Linked DNA regions of Homo sapiens: region 2 is linked to region 1. The links are chromatin loops, found by intact Hi-C in ENCODE. Cell type or tissue: dorsolateral prefrontal cortex. All regions are shown on one strand. Each heading gives the region's core, and the rest is flanking DNA. Links, peaks and the distances in the headings are about the cores only.

Region 1 (8,329 bases), core at 272-8,271:
CCCCATCTCTGCAAAAGAATGTTTTAAAAATTAGCCAGGTGTGGTAGCACATGCCTGTAGTCCCAGCTACTCAGGAGGCTGAGGCAGGAGAATTGGTTGAGCCCAGGAGATGGAGGCTGCAGTAAGCCATGATCGTGCCACTGCACTCCAGCCTGGGCAACAGAGCAAGACCCTGTCTCAAAAAGTAAATTAGTGCCTGAATAAATAATAATAAATAAAATTGAGCATGGACCCTAGTGGGTATATATTTATGAATTACATGATGCCAGATGTATCTGTATAAAATATCAGTGCAGGCTGGGCATGGTGGCTCACGCCTGTAATCCCAGCATTTTGGGAGGCTGAGGCAGGCAGATCACAAGGTCAGGAGTTTGAGACCAGCCTGGCCAATATGGTGAAACCACGTCTCTACTAAACATACAAAAATTAGCCAGGCGTGGTGGCGCATGCCTGTAATCCCAGCTAGTAGGGAGGCTGAGGCAGGAGAGTCGCTTGAACCTGGGAAGTGGAGGTCGTAGAAGCTGAGATCGTACCACTACACTCCAGTCTGGGCAACAGAGCAAGTCTCCATCTTGAATAAATAAAATTAAAATTAAAAAAAATAAAATATGAGCGCAACCAGACTTCATTTTTAGATAGCACTGTTTATAAGTAGTTTTATGCTTCGTGTTAGTGACCCCTGGCCTGCAGGATAAACCCAGCCCTTATCTGTGGCATTCAAGTTTCTAAAGCTGAATGCGACCCCTGTCTCTCTCCCGTCATGACTTCCTGGCCTTGCCTTTCCTCAGTGTCTGCACATCCCACTCCCAACATACGCCTTTCTTTCTGCATCTCTTTTCTTTGTCTGGTGGCCCCTCCCTGTGTCCTGTTTCCGTGACTGGGAAAGGCCTATATTTTTTTCCTATACAACTGTTGCCACCTTGTGATTTTTTTTTTTTTTCTCCCAGAGGAGATCTGTCTGGGAGCTCTCCTGCTAGACAGAGCAGGGGCAGCTCCAGTGCTGGTGAACTCTTCAGTCCTTGCATCACCCGGACCCACTGTGGGGCTGCAGATGGGCAGAACTGTCTTCTCTTTTACATTGTGCTGGAGAATGCGTGAGTCTGTCTTGGAATAAATCTTTTAAAGTAAAACTGCTTGTCAAAGCACATGTGCGTTGGAGACTTTGGTGATGGTTGTTGCCAGATATCCCTGCGGAGGGGCCATTCACACTTGTATTCCTACCGGGAGTGAACGTTGAATGCCTGTTTTGCCATAGTTATGCCAACACAGTAAATTATCCAACGTTTGGATTTCTGCCAGTCAGGTAAGAACCTGGCATCTCACCTTTGAGATCAGAAACAGCTGCTTTCTGGGATTCCACCTGGGCTTCCCTGCTTATTGAAAGGCAAGCACAAAAGTTATTGGTTGGAGGTGTCCTGTCCATTCTATCATCACTAAGTCAGCATCTTGGAAGGTCTGGAGCCTGCAGACTGGAATGGTTTCTTAGAACCAGGGTAGCCAGACACATGGACTCACCCCGAGGAATGCTCTCCTACAAGCAGGGTCTCACGAAGCCCGTCACCTGACAGTTGTTGACTTTACCTTGCGGGACGCCCCAGAACAAACACACGCAGCAGGAATGGCCTGGTGAGGGAAGGAGGCCACGCGCTGCCCTCCTGGGGCACCACCCCTGGTGCTTCTCAAGCATTCCAGAGGCAGCCTGACACTCTAAACAGAAAATACAGCTGCTCAGCAAACCCAGAAATCCCAGTCATTCAAATAAGATAAACCATCGTGCACAAGGGTGCTTGTTGTAAACTTAGAGTAATGAAAACCTAGAAACAACCTGTGAGTTCAAAATAAGGAATAATTATATGACCTATCTGTAAGATGAAAGGGTAAGTTATCCGTAACGTGAGGTTTAGTGACGAAGGAAAATAATTATGTGCTAAAGTGAAGTTAAAACTGTAAAAATGTACATGTAACATAACCTTCCTGCTGTGTAAAGAAAAATTGCAGAAAAAAACACACCTGGGGGAAATATACTAAGATGTTAGGTTTAGTGGCTTCTGGGAGCTGGGGTTGTGTATGTGGGATTATATTTTTCTTTCTGTTTCTTTATATTTTTTCTGTATTTTCTACCTTATATTGATAGTCAGGGGGCGAGGGCAAGGGGAAAGAGGTAAAAATCAAACACCTCTCCAGCCGCTCCTTGTCTCCAATAAAAAGGACATCAGAGCTTCTTAAGGCCTGAGCTTGGGACTAGGGAGTTGGGGGGACACCAGGTGAATCCCAGGGAGGTAAGGCGATGGCTTTCTAGCATGATCAAGGTCTCTGTGATCTCGATTAGTGAGAATAGAGTAAATTCTTTGGGTTGAAGAGATTTGCTGAGACCTTTGTGAACAAATATTTGCCCAGATACAAGTGCTAAGTCTGTTAGAATAAGGGGATAATGTGGTATTAAAAGGTGATTTCTCCAGGGTGCTGTCACAGGCACGCTCTGCAGTAGAGACATTGTCATTGAGAAGGAAGCTTAGCCATTTCTCATAATAATAGTGATGATAACAAAGCCCACACCGTGAAAGGCTAGCCACGGGCCTGCACAGATGTGAATGTTCTACACATATCAAACCACACAACTAACACTCAAAGTACGGTGTTTTCGATGTTAATACTTGACCCGTTTTGCAGATGGGAGAAACCGAGACAAAGGAAGATGAGACAGCTTGCGCCCATCACAGCCAGGACATGACAGAGCAGCTTGGCTCCAGAGTGGAACCACTCTCTGCCTTCCTATATTAGATGGATCCAAGGACAGGCGGAAATGTTGTCTGTCTGTCCTCATTGTGGTAGGAATTACACAGGTGTATACGTGTGTCCAACTTCATTAAACTGTACACTTCATTAAAATGGATGGACTTTATTATATCTAAATTATACCTCAACCAGGTTGGTTTTAAAAAATAATAAAAAGGCCTGAGGGTGACCTCTTCTCGAATTCCAAACTGGAGTCTGAGATCGTACCATTCTGATATGAGGAAAGGCTAGGCTCAGCTGAAACTCAGCCACCCATCCCGGAGGAACCGGAGAGACAGGGCCCAGACAGCGCCAACCAGCCTCCTCCCCGCGGCTGCAGGCCAGGCCGAGGTGGCAGGGGTGCTGGCTTGGAAGTCATTCCTGGGCTCGTGAGAAGTGACAGGAATGTGGCAGCGGATACTCCCCAACTTCCCACCTGGGCACGCCAGGAACCTGTGCCATTTCGTGGTTGGCGTCTTTGGAGTTGGGATGAAATGCCTTGATCTGCACCAGCAAAGCAGAAGAGTGCTGGGGCCCTTGAACTCTTTCCCCCGAAATAATAGGATGCAGAAAACTGCAGCATTCCATTATTTGTTCCTGTCACACAGGGAAATGCAGAGCCCAGGCCAAAATGGAAATCAGGTCTGATTGCTTCAACGAGAACACCTCGGTCCCAATTTTAGGTCAAGCCAGGGGTATTGGACAGTTGGCCAGATGGACCCGGTAACCCATGTTCCTTATACAATGGACTTGATTCACACCCTAGGCAAATGACAGTCTTCCCCGTATGGCCAGCCTCAAAAAGACATAGAAATAGATAAAACAGCCAAAGTTAAACTCTGCAAGTGCCTGGGGTCTACTGTGTTTGAGAATTGGATATTTGGTCAGTCCACTTAAATAAGAGCTCTAAAACATGCCACATGGAGATTTCTTTCTTTTTTTTTTCTTTTTTGCTAGGAATGTTAAGATCTCAGTGGCAATGGTGATGTGCATTCAGCCCTTTGTTATAATAACACACGACGTGCCTCCTGTTTTGAAATCCTTCCCCAGTTGTAGGGTGACGGTTTATCCTACCAGATACCGCATGACCAGACGCTTGGCGTGTCACGCTTCACATTATGGGGTTCTGGCAGTGGAAACTGATTGGGGAGGCACAGTGTCAACAGGAAATATCTGCCAGCGACACAGAAAAGGCTTCAGGAAAGATAACAGGAGGAGAGGCCAGATCCCGTCGTTGCCTTGCACTATGCAGATCGAGGAAGTGGGGAGTGATTCTGCCTTGTACAGAGCGTGTGGATTCACACAAAGTTCTCTTCTGTCCTGGCAGGAAACAGATCAACCCTCGGTTGGGGAAGGTGGAGGCTTGCTTTTCTCTGATCACACACTCTTGCAAACCTTAAAGCAGTTTCCATTAAACATATTTTATTTCTTCCAAATTAAGGATGACAATGTGAACCGTGAATGGCATTATTCACCGTGGGAAGCTGTTTTCCTTCACCCTCGGGATGTTTATGTATGCACCTTCATTTTCCTTGGCGTTTGGATGTGATTTCTTATGAAAGACTTGGAAATCTGCAAAAACTCACGAGTTACAAACCTACCGGTACTCAGAACTCTCCTGCATTTTCTAAGTGGTCAGTTCCTTTATTGTAAGAAAGCTGACTTGTTACAGTATCTCTTTAAAGGCAGTCCACGGTTTATATATTTTCATCTTCAATTTCTTTCTAGGCTGGTTCTTTAGGAGGAAGATTAAGTGTTAATCTTGGACCCTTGGTGCCAGAGTTAAGACCACGAGGACAGAGAAGTTCCAAGAGGGAAAATTTTAGCTCAAGGAAAGAAAGGATTTTCTAATATCCAGAACCACACAGGCATGGAATGGGCTGGCTGCCCAGGGCTGGAAAGTGAGTGGCAAACCCTGAAAGCATTTCAGCCACCAGTGCTGGAGTTTTTCCTCCTGAGGCTGCTGGGTCCTGGAACAGGAGGTTTACTGCTGCAAAGCAGTGGGTCAGAGTAGGAATTCCCAGTGTGTTTCCACGGAGGAGGAACCGTGCTCCCATCCAGTGCCCTGGGACTCTACGTGTCTCTGGAGCTGGTTTCTGGGCCAGTGCTTTGTTCCTGGCACACAGGGAGATGCAGAGCCCAGGCCAGAATGGAAATCAGGGGTCTGCTTGCTTCATCAAGAACATCTCGCTCAAAAGTAGAGAATAAAAAAGTGCAAGGCCGGGCACGGTGGCTCACCCCTGTAATCCCAGCACTTTGGGAGGCCGAGGAGGGTGGATCACCTGAGGTCAGGAGTTCGAGACCAGCCAGGCCAACATTGTGAAACCCATCTCTACTAAAAATACAAAAATTAACCGGGCGTGGTGGTGGGCCTGTAATCCCAGCTACTCAGGAGGCTGAGGCAGGAGAATCGCTTAGACCTCGGAGGCGGAGTTTGCAGTGAGCCGAGATTGCACCACTGCACTCCAGCCTGGGCAACAAGAGCAAAATATCGTCTCAAAAAAAAAAAAAAAAAAAAAAAAAAAAAAAAAAAAAAAAACACACAGTGCTGAACTCATTCCAGTAGTTGATTTACATTCCGGTGACAGATTTTTAAAAAGAGTAACAAACAGTTCAGTTTGCAGCCGGGCACCTCTGTGAGCCACAATCTGAGCTGCACAGCCCTGGGGGTATGGAGGGACAGGAGAGGGTCCCTGAGAAGGTGGAGCCCCCCGAGACTCGTGCATACCCCCAGTGTTGCCCCACTGGCTTTAACCAGAGCAAGCTCTAATTTTACTTAGTGTCAGCATAGCATTTTATCTTTAAAGGGTTCAGAGGCTTTAAAAATATTCGAAAGCTCCCCACCATAGCAGCAGACTCCTTTTGGAGTTCAGCAGCGAGTAAGCAACAGGGCTTTAGACTTAGAGTGACAGTTGGAGTGAGCGTCTCTCCATTTCTAACCTTGCTGCTTTGTTTATGAAGCATATTTTCTTTCCTATTCTTCTTTCAAGCTCACTTTTATAAGCAGGGGGCTTTTGATCCTCTCTTTCGATGACCCGATCTGGTCCGATTCAAAAGGCCATGCCTGGAACTTGAATGGGAGGCAGCTTTGGTATAATAGGAAGTGCACGAGATTTAGAAGATGCACGCTTGAATCTCAGCTCTGCTGGGTGGCAGCTGTGTGCCCTGGGCAGGTCACTCACCTTCTCCGAGTCAGCTTCCTTGTCTTTAAAAATGGGGCTGATCTCACATACCTCACTGTAACAGTAAATAATCACGTAATGTACGTGAGGAACATTCACATGTAGGATGAGGCCTTCAGTTTCACTGGCACCTTGGACTAGCACTGTCTAGGCATCATTTTTCTTGGAGCTGTTATCAAAGCCATATTGACTGTGAATGAGAGAAAATACCCTGTCACATGCACAGAAAAGGCTAGGCAGAGGAGAATTCTCCTTTACTCTCCTGGACCTCAGGTGCTTCTGTTCTTCCAGGGGGAAAACGTGATGCCGCCTTCTTTATCTTGAGAGCAATCACCTCCTACTCTATGCCTCCCAGGTGGGGTGGGGCGGCTTACTAGGGGGCTGTGGGGCGGGAAGAAACCAGGGACTGCATTTCATACTAAGCCACCCAGAAGAATGCTTTAGAGCTTATTTAAGGGGAATCCCAGGATATATGGAGATGAAGCTAAATTTATTTCTCATTTTTAATGCCAGGAGAGCAATGCAATCTGTTTGAAGGAGGAAACAAAAGCATTTACCCAGGGAAGGCGAAGGTTACTTCCTACAGAGTGGAGCCTTCCAGTGCCATTCCCTATTTTTGCAGCAAGTGGGTCAAAAATAACTAAAAGGGAATATAGGCTTAATTTTTTTCTCCAATCTTCTTCCTCCCCCTCTAAGTCATTGAAATGTCAAATGCAAAAATAGACAATCCTGCAACAAATACATTGAGAATATACCCATGCTGCAGAAAGCATGTGCTTGTAAAGATACAGAAGCCTGCCCAGTCTCTGCAAACAGAAATGCTTAGACCCTGAGTGTAAAATAAGTGGCCTGTTTTTTCTTTTTAAAGGCAACAACTGTAAATGTGTATTGTTTGAGGAACAGGGGGCAGTAGCCTGTGGGTGGGCCTATCAGGCTGTAACTGCATGAAGAGCAGGGATAAGGCTTGGAACAGAGATACGCCCCAGCAGCCCATCCTTCCAGCAGCCCTAGGTCCCCTGTATCTCATGCTGGCCTGGACTCAGCCCCTCCTGGAGGGCTCTGTCTTCCCAGCCCTGCTCCAAGACCCACGTGCTTGGGGTCCATCCTGCCACAGAGCTGCCTTCCAGGTACAGAGAGATGGAAAGGGAAGGAGACCCTCTGGAGGCTTCAGGCTTAAACCCAATGGGTCTTTTTTTTTTTTAAGACAGAGTCTCGCTCTGTCATGCACTGCGACTTCTGCCTTCCTGGTTCAAACGGTTCTCCTGCCTCAACCCCTGAGTAGCTGGGACTACAGGCACGCGCCACCACGCCTGGCTAATTTTTTTGTATTTGTAGTAGACGGGGTTTCACCATGTTGGCCAGGCTGGTCTCGAACTCCAGACCTCAAGTGATCCTCCTGCCTTGGCCTCGCAAAGTGCTGAGATTACAAGTGTGAGCCACCATGCCCAGCCCCAATGGGTCTTTATACTAGAAGGAGTTTTCGTTTTAAAGACGGGTCAGTTGGAGAGAACATTTGGTATTGGGTTGCAGAACAGGTTAGGCTGTGGGAGAGGGGCCAGGTTGGTCACGGTACTCTGCATTCAAGGCAGTGGGTCACAAGACCAGACCAGTTTGCATCTCAGCTCTGCCATTTGTAGGACATGTTTAACCTTCTTAGGTCACCCTTTCCTTTACAACAACCCAAGGGTATTACCTGCTCTAACCTGTGTCACAACATTAAGATCAAATAAGAGAAACCGTGTGATGATTTATTGGAAACTAGATTATCCCATACATAAAAAAGATGCTGTTTAGGGATTTTAAAAAATTTTTCGTTCCTCTTACCCACCAAATTCCTGCTCACCAAACACTTTCCCCCAGTCTGCACCTGCCCCCACACAGGCATTGCAACAGAAACTGGAAACTGGCCATTCTTTTATATATTTGGTTTTTGAAGGCCAGAAAGAAAATTTGACTATCAAGTATCATCGGATTCTTAAGCCCAACTTTTTTAGTTTTAGGCTAGTGCGTCCTACACCCAAAGACAACTTGTATTTGTTGCTCAACAAAAATACCAGAGACTACAAACGTTAGAGATTAGAGGTTAGAAATTAAACATATCTTTTGTGTTCTTTCCTCCTAACTGAACATTTACCCAGTCACTAAGCAAAAATAATTTAATGATCACTGAAAGTTTGCTGTGTTTAAATATTAGCAGCACAGGTAAATATTACCTGCAATTTTAATTCATTTGTTTTTCACATTGGAGAAAAGAAGGCATAGAAAATGCAGATTTCCTGCAAGTCCTGAGGAAAGTCTTTAGAAGTTAGGTGGGATTAGCTTCTTCCCCTCCAAATACTTTGTTTTGTTTGTAGATTCAAGTTCACATGCTA
Region 2 (8,329 bases), core at 163-8,162, 59 kb after region 1:
GCAAGGGAAAATCCAGGCATGGAGCTTAGAAAAGAATCCAATGCTGGAGTGGATGGTACCAGCCAAGGCAGTGGCAGTGAAAGGGAACCCACAGGGAGCGAGCAGAGCACAGAAATGGCACAGGCGATGGGTGGTAGCCCTCTGGGAGCTGTTTCATCCAGAGGTAGGACAAGAAAGGAAGGACTTGCAAAGGAAACAGCAGGCAGACACTGGAGAGAACCAGAGTGCAGGACCATGAATCCCAAGGAGGAAGGGGATTGTGGGCAGGAGGGGCAAACAGTGTCAACCATTGTGAAGAGGTCGACGAGGATGGAGGCTGAGCTGTGGTCATGGGGTTTGCGGATCACACAGTCGACGTCTCCAAGGGCAGCATGCATTGTGGGTAGAAGCCACATCACTGGAGCTTGGTGGAAGGACAGAAGGCATTCGCTTATGGGGATAACAGAGTTAGAGTAATGTTTGCTTGTTATTGTTCTAGACTGGGGAAAAAATGAGTATTTTTGTTGGTTGGGGAGGAAAAGCCTATAGAGAAAGAGATTGCTGACGAAGGCAAAAACAGGTGGTTGAGCCAAGTCTTACAATGAATAAGCAAAAGTTAAATTAGAGGCTTGGATTGACCTTGGAGGTGGTTAGGGGCAGAAGAGAAGAGGGAAGAACAGATTTTTGAAAGCAGAGAGTTGGGAGGCTGAGGCAGGCGGATCACCTGAGGTCAGGAGATCGAGACCAGCCTGGCCAATGTGATGAAACCTCATATCTACTAAAAATACAAAAATTAGCCAGGTGTGGTGGTGGGCACTTGTAATCGCAGCTACTTGGGAGGCTGAGGCAGGAGAATTGCTTGAACCCAGGAGGCAGAGGTTGCAGTAAGCCGAGATCACGCCACTGCACTCCAGCCTGGGCAACAGAGCAAGACTCTCTCTGAGAAAAAAAAGAAAAAGAAAAAGAGAAAAGAAAGAAATGCAGCGAGAGGAAGCGGGGACCCCCGTATTTTCAGGAGAGCAGGGTCTGAGTATTTTGGGGATGGGGATGGAGCCCTACAGGCTTATCCACTGCCTACCCTGCCACCCCCTCCCAATCATATTCCTTTCTGTAGTGTGGAACTATTTAGCGGCTTTAGTACACGGAGGCAGGCTTAAGAATATAACCGCTCCCCCAACCCCATGCATACCATCTTTCGATTTTATTTGTGCTGTGGCTCAGAATAGCTTGCACCCTTAAATTCCTCACGTGCTGCTTCAGTCATTTTCATCACCATAGGTGTTGCCTGTGCTTTGTGGTGGGGTGTTTAGTCCCTCATGGATGGTACCCGTGTCGTGCCAGTCCCAGGGTGTGTCAGATAAGCTGCACCGGCCATATCCTTTCCATGAGGATCTGCCCCCACATAGCCTGCTACATACCCCCAGCCCCCAGCCCCAGCAGATAGACCCTGGATGTCTGGCCAGGGACCAAATTCTCCTGCACAAGTGGGGAGAGAGATGTGTTGCCCACCCAAATGCATGTAACACTTGATCTGCTCGAGAAGGCACGAGAAGCAGAGGATCAGGGGGAGACACCAGGGCCCTGAGAGCTGGGGAGAGCAGCCTGGGTTTCTGGTTCTCTGGGTCCCAGGCCAGTCCCCGTAAGTCCTGGCTAGGCTGCGTATCCTGGGCCCATTCCCCGGCTCCCCCTTGTCTTTCAGCAACCCTCAGTCCAGTCGGAGAAGGTTTCTGTGCCCCACTGCCCTCACACAGGTCTCTGCCAGCCCATCTCACAGGGGCTCCTCCTAAGGCCTGGAGGGGTGCACTTTTCCTTCCCTGCTCTGGGATCACCAACCCAGCTTCTGCCTCTGCCCGGACCCTCATGAGGACAGGCTCCCTCTTTGCTCCATCACATGTAGACTCACCATTCTTGTTCTCTTCCTATTAGCAGAGTGCTTTACTTTTCCACCATGTGAGACCCAGGCTTCTACACAGGGGCTTGTTCATTGAATACTATCAGCAGCATTATTTAGCCGGAAAACCAGTAGATAACATATATTTCCTGATCATTGAAAAAAATACCAGAAGCAATGAATGTTGTTATATCATCCGGAGTGAGGAGATGAGAAAGAATGCTGGCTTTGACCTTCCATCCTGGAGGGCAGCGTGGAAAGGGAGAAGAAAAGCAAGCTGTGCGCCATGTGTGTGGGCAAGGGGGAGAAGGGATGAGAAACAGACTGCCCCTGGCAGGACACAGAGCGTTTGTGGGACCCCCGAGGAATTTGAACTCTCCACAGACCAAGGAGGTGGCAGGAGTAAGACATCGGTATTCTGTAACATCGAGGGAAAATAAGACCAGACTAAGAAGAATACAATAATGTTAAAATACCCAGATCCCCAGAGGCTGGTGTGTCGCTGTGGGTTTGTTTTAGGGATGAAGAAGGGGAATCGATGGTCTGGAGCTAGACTAATGTCTGTGTCTGTTTAGTTTCAGCAGAGATGACCGGAGTTAGATAGGACTCTCATGATTTTGGGCACCTGCTCGCTGGGCTCTAAACCTGGGCCTGGATTTCACAGAGTGGAGAACCAGCCCCTGGAGAAGTCTACCTGCTAGTTTTTAAAAGGAAGAGGGAGCATTGTGACTCCCTGCCAGTTAGGCAGTGTGTAGCCAAGACAGGCTGCCCCCGACATAAGTCCTTTGGACCTCAGTGACTTCACCTTTAAGAAGAGAGACTTGGGCTAGTGGATTCTTGGAGCTCTAAAACTCCCTTTTTCTAGAACACGTCTAGACAGGCTTCTTCACTCCTTACAAGTTCTTTGATCCAGAGTTAAAAGGAACCCTGGAGTGGAGATAAAGCCCACCAGCTCCGTGCAGAGCTGTTGAAGCAGGACAGCAGGGGGCCGGGAGAAGGAACCCTCAGCAAAGCACAGGTGGAATGTGGTCTGCCTCAAGCCTGGGGTTGGATCTACAGTTTTTCTCTTAACAATGCTTTTGCCAGGTTTGCACAAAATTACCTAGCACCTTTACGTCTGGTGAATATCACCGCAGCATTAGGTAAAAACCAGTTCAGGTTTTATGATCAAAACAACATCTGGGCCAGGCGCGGTGGCTCACACCTGTAATCCCAACACTTTGGGAGGCTGAGGCGGGTGGATCACCTGAGGTCAGGAGTTCAAGACCAGCCTGGCCAACATGGTGAAACCCTGCCTCTACTAAAAATACAAAAATTAGCTGGGTGTGGTGGCGGGCACCTGTAATCCCAGCTACTTGGGAGACTGAGGCAGGGGAATCGCTTGAACGGGAGGCAGAGGTTGCAGGGAGTTGAGATCACACCGCTGCACTCCAGCCTGGGCGACAAGAGCAAAACTCCATCTCAAAAAAAAAAAAGAAGAAGAAAAGAAAAAGAAAATTTGGAGCAAAGTTAAGCTGCAGAGGACGGCACAACCAACTGTCTAGGGCCTGTCAGCCCAACCTGTCCTCCTACACAAAGGAGTTGAGTTTGGTGAAGAAGCATCATTTTGCATCATTTCAAAAGTCTCATCCTAAATTCTGTGACATAATCCATCACAAGTAGGAAGCACGCCTCCAGAATAGACTGGATGATGACAAATGGCAGCTCCCACAGAAAGAGAAGATTCATTGCCGCTGGGGTATTGTTTGCAATTCTTTTCAAGGTTGCACTGTTAATTCCCTTGCCCTCCTTCAATTTGGTTCATGGCATTAAACCAGATTTTTCCAGGGAGATTAAAGACGGGTTTGCAGCGGTATCAAAGAGTATCTCTTACATTGTTTGAGTAAAGAGATTAATAGTCATCTACTTGTTTCATTTACATGGAGTTTCCCAAAATGCTACCCAGATCCACAGGCAAATGCTGGGCAGTGACAAGACTGCTTGCACATGGAACTTGGAAAAAGCTTTTTGTTAAAAACCTAAATAACATCCTGTGTCAAAACAAATGTGACAATGGGCTATTATTTCTCTCCCCATAATAGCATGTTGTCACATCTCTGTGTCCTGCATGAATGGGGGAAGGGAGGCCTTGTGAGAGGGAGCAGGGTGGGGGAGGCGTGCTGAAACCTTAGAGAGGCACTTCCTGGTTTTGCATTTTCTAAAAACAGAAACTGCTCCTGGGGGAGATAACTCGGAGGTTAATCTCTGCAGGTGCCCGGCCACAGCCTCGCGTTCATTTCCAGAGAAGGGCTCTGAGGTTGCCTGAGAACACCAGCTACAGTGACCTGACCGCGTTTCTCACGGCCGCCAGCTCCCCTTCGGAGGTGGACAGTTTTCCTTATTTGCGAGGATTAGACGGAAATGGAACAGGTAATTGGAGTCTTTTCTCTTTTCAGTGGGAGTTACTGTGTTTTAGTCTTTACATGTGGATTTTAGGTATGATTGGGAGTTTTAGCACTATGTGGGAGAAAGGCACTGAAGGTGCAGAAGGGGAATTCTTGGTACAAGTTCAAGTGCTTTGAAACTGTGTTACGTCGGTACGAGCCCTGCAGAATTACATGTTAGCACATTGGTCTCCTTGAGCTTTTCTTCTGTTACCAGTTGCCTTAAGCACCTTCTCTGAGCTCTCCTTTGGTGGACTAAATATATTCAATTCAGAGAAATTCTTATTGAAATTGCAATTTTTTTAAGTATAAGATTAGACTTAGGGTTTTTGGCCCAGCTGCCCTCTGCCTCGTCCCACGAGCCCCCATTTGAGAGGGTAGCCTGTGGGTGGGTGGGGCTGGTAGAGACTTACCACCCCACCCACCTATGCTGCAGCCAGGAGGGGAAGAGGTGGTGCTTGGTCCAACTCAGAGACAGGCATACCTTGGCTCCATGCCCCACCGGCATGGGGACCACTTAGGATGGGGAGCCTCCGCCCTCTGCCATCTGTGTCCACCCAGCTCTTTCCCACATCGTTTCTTTCTCTGCACTTGCTCTCTCTGTCCTCAACTGGGCATAGAGTGGCCAGGCTTTGAATTTGCTTTAGAATCCGCCCTCTCCTGGCAGGTCTCTAAGTCAGCTGGGTCAGTACCACTATTCTGGCATGCCACAGCTAAAAGATCAGAGAAACTAAAAGCCATCCACCAGAAAATAAGTGATAATTCCTTATCAGAGAAAGACCCAAGACGGGTACCTTCCACCTCTGTTTGTGTCCAACTGCACCATTCTCTGGACCCCTTTGCACTGGAATGGTCCCCACTCCTCCTGGTGGAAGAGGTGTCAGGATTCTGGAGTCCTGAATTATTTTCTTGTCTACCCCACTTTCCTTTCCCCCACACTTTAAACTAATCACAGCATTAAAATTTTAAATCAAAGGCTGTTCTGAGTTGCATTCTGCTAGGAGAGTAACTCACTGCATTTCCCAGGGATACTTGGCTTGAATTTCACTTAATTTTCCAGTGCTTTACATAAACTGATTATTCTGAAAAAGCTTTTAAACCTGAAACATTTGATCCATTTTGTAGCATATTAATAAGTTTCTGGTTATACATAAAGGCAACATGGTGATTTGTTACTCATTTTTCTTCTCTCTGTTTTCCAAAACGTTTCTTCTTTAATTTTTGTGTGCTGATGAGGATGTGATTAACTTGTCAGTAAATATGTCAGTACTTGGTCATCAGAAAGATGGCATAGCAGTCATCTTAAGTAAACATTATTAGGAAAAAAAAATGTTGACTATTACTTGAAATGTGCCGGTCTGGGAGAAAAGTCTTGTTTTGGGGAGCATGAAGAAGTGGTTTAAGGCTGGGTGCGGTGGCTCATGCCTGTAATCCCAGCACTTTGGGAGGCCGAGGTGGGTGGATCATTTGAGGTCAGAAGTTTGAGACCAGCCTGGCCAACATGATGAAATGCTGCGTCTACTAAAAATACAAAAATTAGCTGGGTGTGGTGGCAGGTGCCTGTAGTTCTAGCTACTCAGGAAGCTGAGGCAGGAGAATCGCTTGAACCCAGAAGGTGGAGGTTGCAGTGAGCCAAGATCGTGCCACTGCACTCCAGCCTGAGCAACAGATCTAAACTCTGTCTCAAAAAAAAACAAAAAAACAAAGTTTTAAAATATCATAGCCAGCATCCAGCCTCCCGGACAAAATGGTGCACGATCCACAAAACCCTAACTTGGAGGGACAGCCTCCGTGCTCGGGACTCATTAAATTTTTCTGTGCCCCACTTCCAGTAGCTCTTGAATAAATTATGCAGTCTGAGAAAATGGGGGAAAACGAACACTAAGACACAGAACTATTGATTTTAGAGGAGTTTGTCCTATTTTAAGATCATTCCGTGATTTCAAAGGGAAGAGAGGTCTTTGCAATGTGACATGAAATTTCTCTTCCACGGAAAGAATGGATGACTTGACCTAGAAATGACTAGGCTTTCTTGGAGACCTAGCAGCGAAGGCATCCACCCATAGTGAATTCACACGCGCCCTCGGGGACTTGGAACCTGGGCTCCCTTGAGCACAGACACCTCAGTAACTCACCAGCTCCATGGCGGCCCCTGGGGTCAGTTTGCACACAGCTTGTCTTTTGCCCACAGTCACTCATCTCCTGTTTTACTAAAGGCATCTAAGAGCTCACAGCCTAAAGAGAGCACGCCTGGACCAGACGTGTCTTTGGAAGATGACACAAGTTCATCTCCCGAAGACGCAGAAAATGACTAGCGTCATAACCAGAGTTCAGTGAAGGTGGATGGAAACAGAGAGGCTGCGGAAGAGACTGGAAAGGGCTCCGAAAGGCTGTTTTCTGGGGGTACCATGAAGGTTGTGTTGTTTGGTTTAGAGGGTGGATCCAGAGTTGTAAGTAAGTGGAGAAGCATCTTCTCTTTCTAGCTCTTGGGGGCCCCCTCCTCTCACCGGAGAGCATCGCACTCTTCCCCCAGCTGCTGAGAAAGCACAGAATGTTCCGTGGTGTTCCCAAGGGGTTTTTACAAAAATTGCTTTCACTAATAACTCCAGGAAGACAGAGAAGAGTCAATAAAATGACAGGTGCAGACTTTTCCTGCAATTCCAAAAAGTTGGTAGAATACAGAGCCCAACAGAACCTTAGATGTCAGCTGAGCAGAACCTGTCACGTGACGAGTGACCAGGTAGATGGCCCAAGGTGATACAGCTCCTCTCCTCGCTTGGGCCAGTGGTGTTCTGCCCCGCAACACGATCCTGCTGCATTTGCCTGACACCTGCTTGTCTTTGTGCAGACTTAAAGGGAGCCAGGCAACATCCAGATGGAACGGGAAGGATGACCACTTTCTATATAAAACTCAGTATTTTGTGTAAAATTGGAGTTTCATAACAAAGAGAAGGAAAATAGTTTAGCCCTTCAAAATGTGAATTGTTGCAGAATAGGCCAGGCGCGATGGCTCACACCTGTAATCCCAGCACTTTGGGAGGCCGAGGCGGGTGGATCACTGGGAGGGAGGTCAGGAGTTCAAGACCAGCCTGACCAACCTCATCTCTACTAAAAATACAAAAACAAAGAAAAAAAAATTAGCAAGGAGTGGTGGTGTGTGCCTGTTGTCCCAGCTACTCAGGAGGCTGAGGCAGGAAAATTGCTTGAACTGAGAAGGCAGAGGCTGCAGTGAGCCAAGATTGCACCATTGCACTCCACTCTGGGTGACAGAGCAAGACTCTGTCTAAAAAAAAAAAAAAAAAAATCGTTGCAGAATAAACAACATGGGGACATAGAGGGAGAGTCATTGGGAAGGCATAGAGAAGCAGGCATTTAATGAAGCCCTGAGGGAGGAAAGAGGCCTCAAGAAGGCAGATATAATTCCCCACAATGTCTTAAGACAGCTAGAGGACACTAAAGGGACATGAAATCCCATGAACCTAATGCACATTGCTGTCCATTAATATGCTCGTTTCTGCAATGCTCTACTTACTTCTGAATGTTTCAAGCTGAGTGTACTTATTTCCATAGATGCAGGAAGGCATCTAGTCTACCCTCCTTAGTTTTGAAGGTAAGAAAAACAGACCCCAGAGGAATGAAGTCACTTTCAGAGGTGACATAGGCAGTGAGTGGCAGATCTGGTACTGGGACTCCATCTTCCTGGGCTGGGAATGTGCAGGAAGGGAGAGTTGAAAGGTGACAAGGGAGGAGAAGGGAGACACCATTTCTAGGGCTTTTCTCCTCTATCTACCAAGTACCTGCTACCTACGTACTTGGACATCTTGACTAGAGTTTGATGAAAGAAAACAGCACTCCCTGATGGAAAACATTATCTCTCAGTTGTTTATACAGTCTAGTAAATTATTTAATGTCTCTGTAGTTTCTCTTTTTTTGTTTTGTTTTGTTTTGAGACAGGGTGTCACTCTGTCACCCAGGATGGATTGCAGTGGTGTGATCATAGCTCACTGCAGCCTTCACTTCCCAGGCTCAAGTGATC

Evidence for each region. A loop is a pair of places that touch in the nucleus more often than their neighbours do. Peaks named below come from ENCODE experiments on the same cell type or tissue, not always from the same donor. Only the 100,000 strongest peaks of a DNase experiment are listed, where the experiment ranks them.
Region 2: a loop joins it to region 1, with 2.5 times the contacts of the local background. A loop is called at or near these places in 3 of 110 quality-filtered maps.

The regions. Positions count from the first base shown.
Region 1 is chr10:15,309,659-15,317,987 of GRCh38, reverse strand. All of the region lies in intron 1 of FAM171A1 (family with sequence similarity 171 member A1), which reads left to right. Among named protein-coding and RNA genes, the nearest start is that of FAM171A1, 57 kb to the left of the region's middle. In dorsolateral prefrontal cortex, for the core only: no CTCF peak of the experiment used is centred there; DNase peaks (open chromatin) are centred at 3,142, 3,967 and 4,757; H3K4me3 peaks cover 1,335 bases; H3K27ac peaks cover 7,267 bases.
Region 2 is chr10:15,250,671-15,258,999 of GRCh38, reverse strand. It overlaps FAM171A1 (family with sequence similarity 171 member A1), which reads left to right. Exons shown (of 8, transcript NM_001010924.2): 4 at 4,121-4,279. Among named protein-coding and RNA genes, the nearest start is that of FAM171A1-AS1, 46 kb to the right of the region's middle. RefSeq lists an enhancer at 2,643-3,286. In dorsolateral prefrontal cortex, for the core only: a CTCF peak has its summit at 4,971 (motif pointing left); DNase peaks (open chromatin) are centred at 4,019 and 4,860; H3K4me3 peaks cover 3,507 bases; H3K27ac peaks cover 5,956 bases.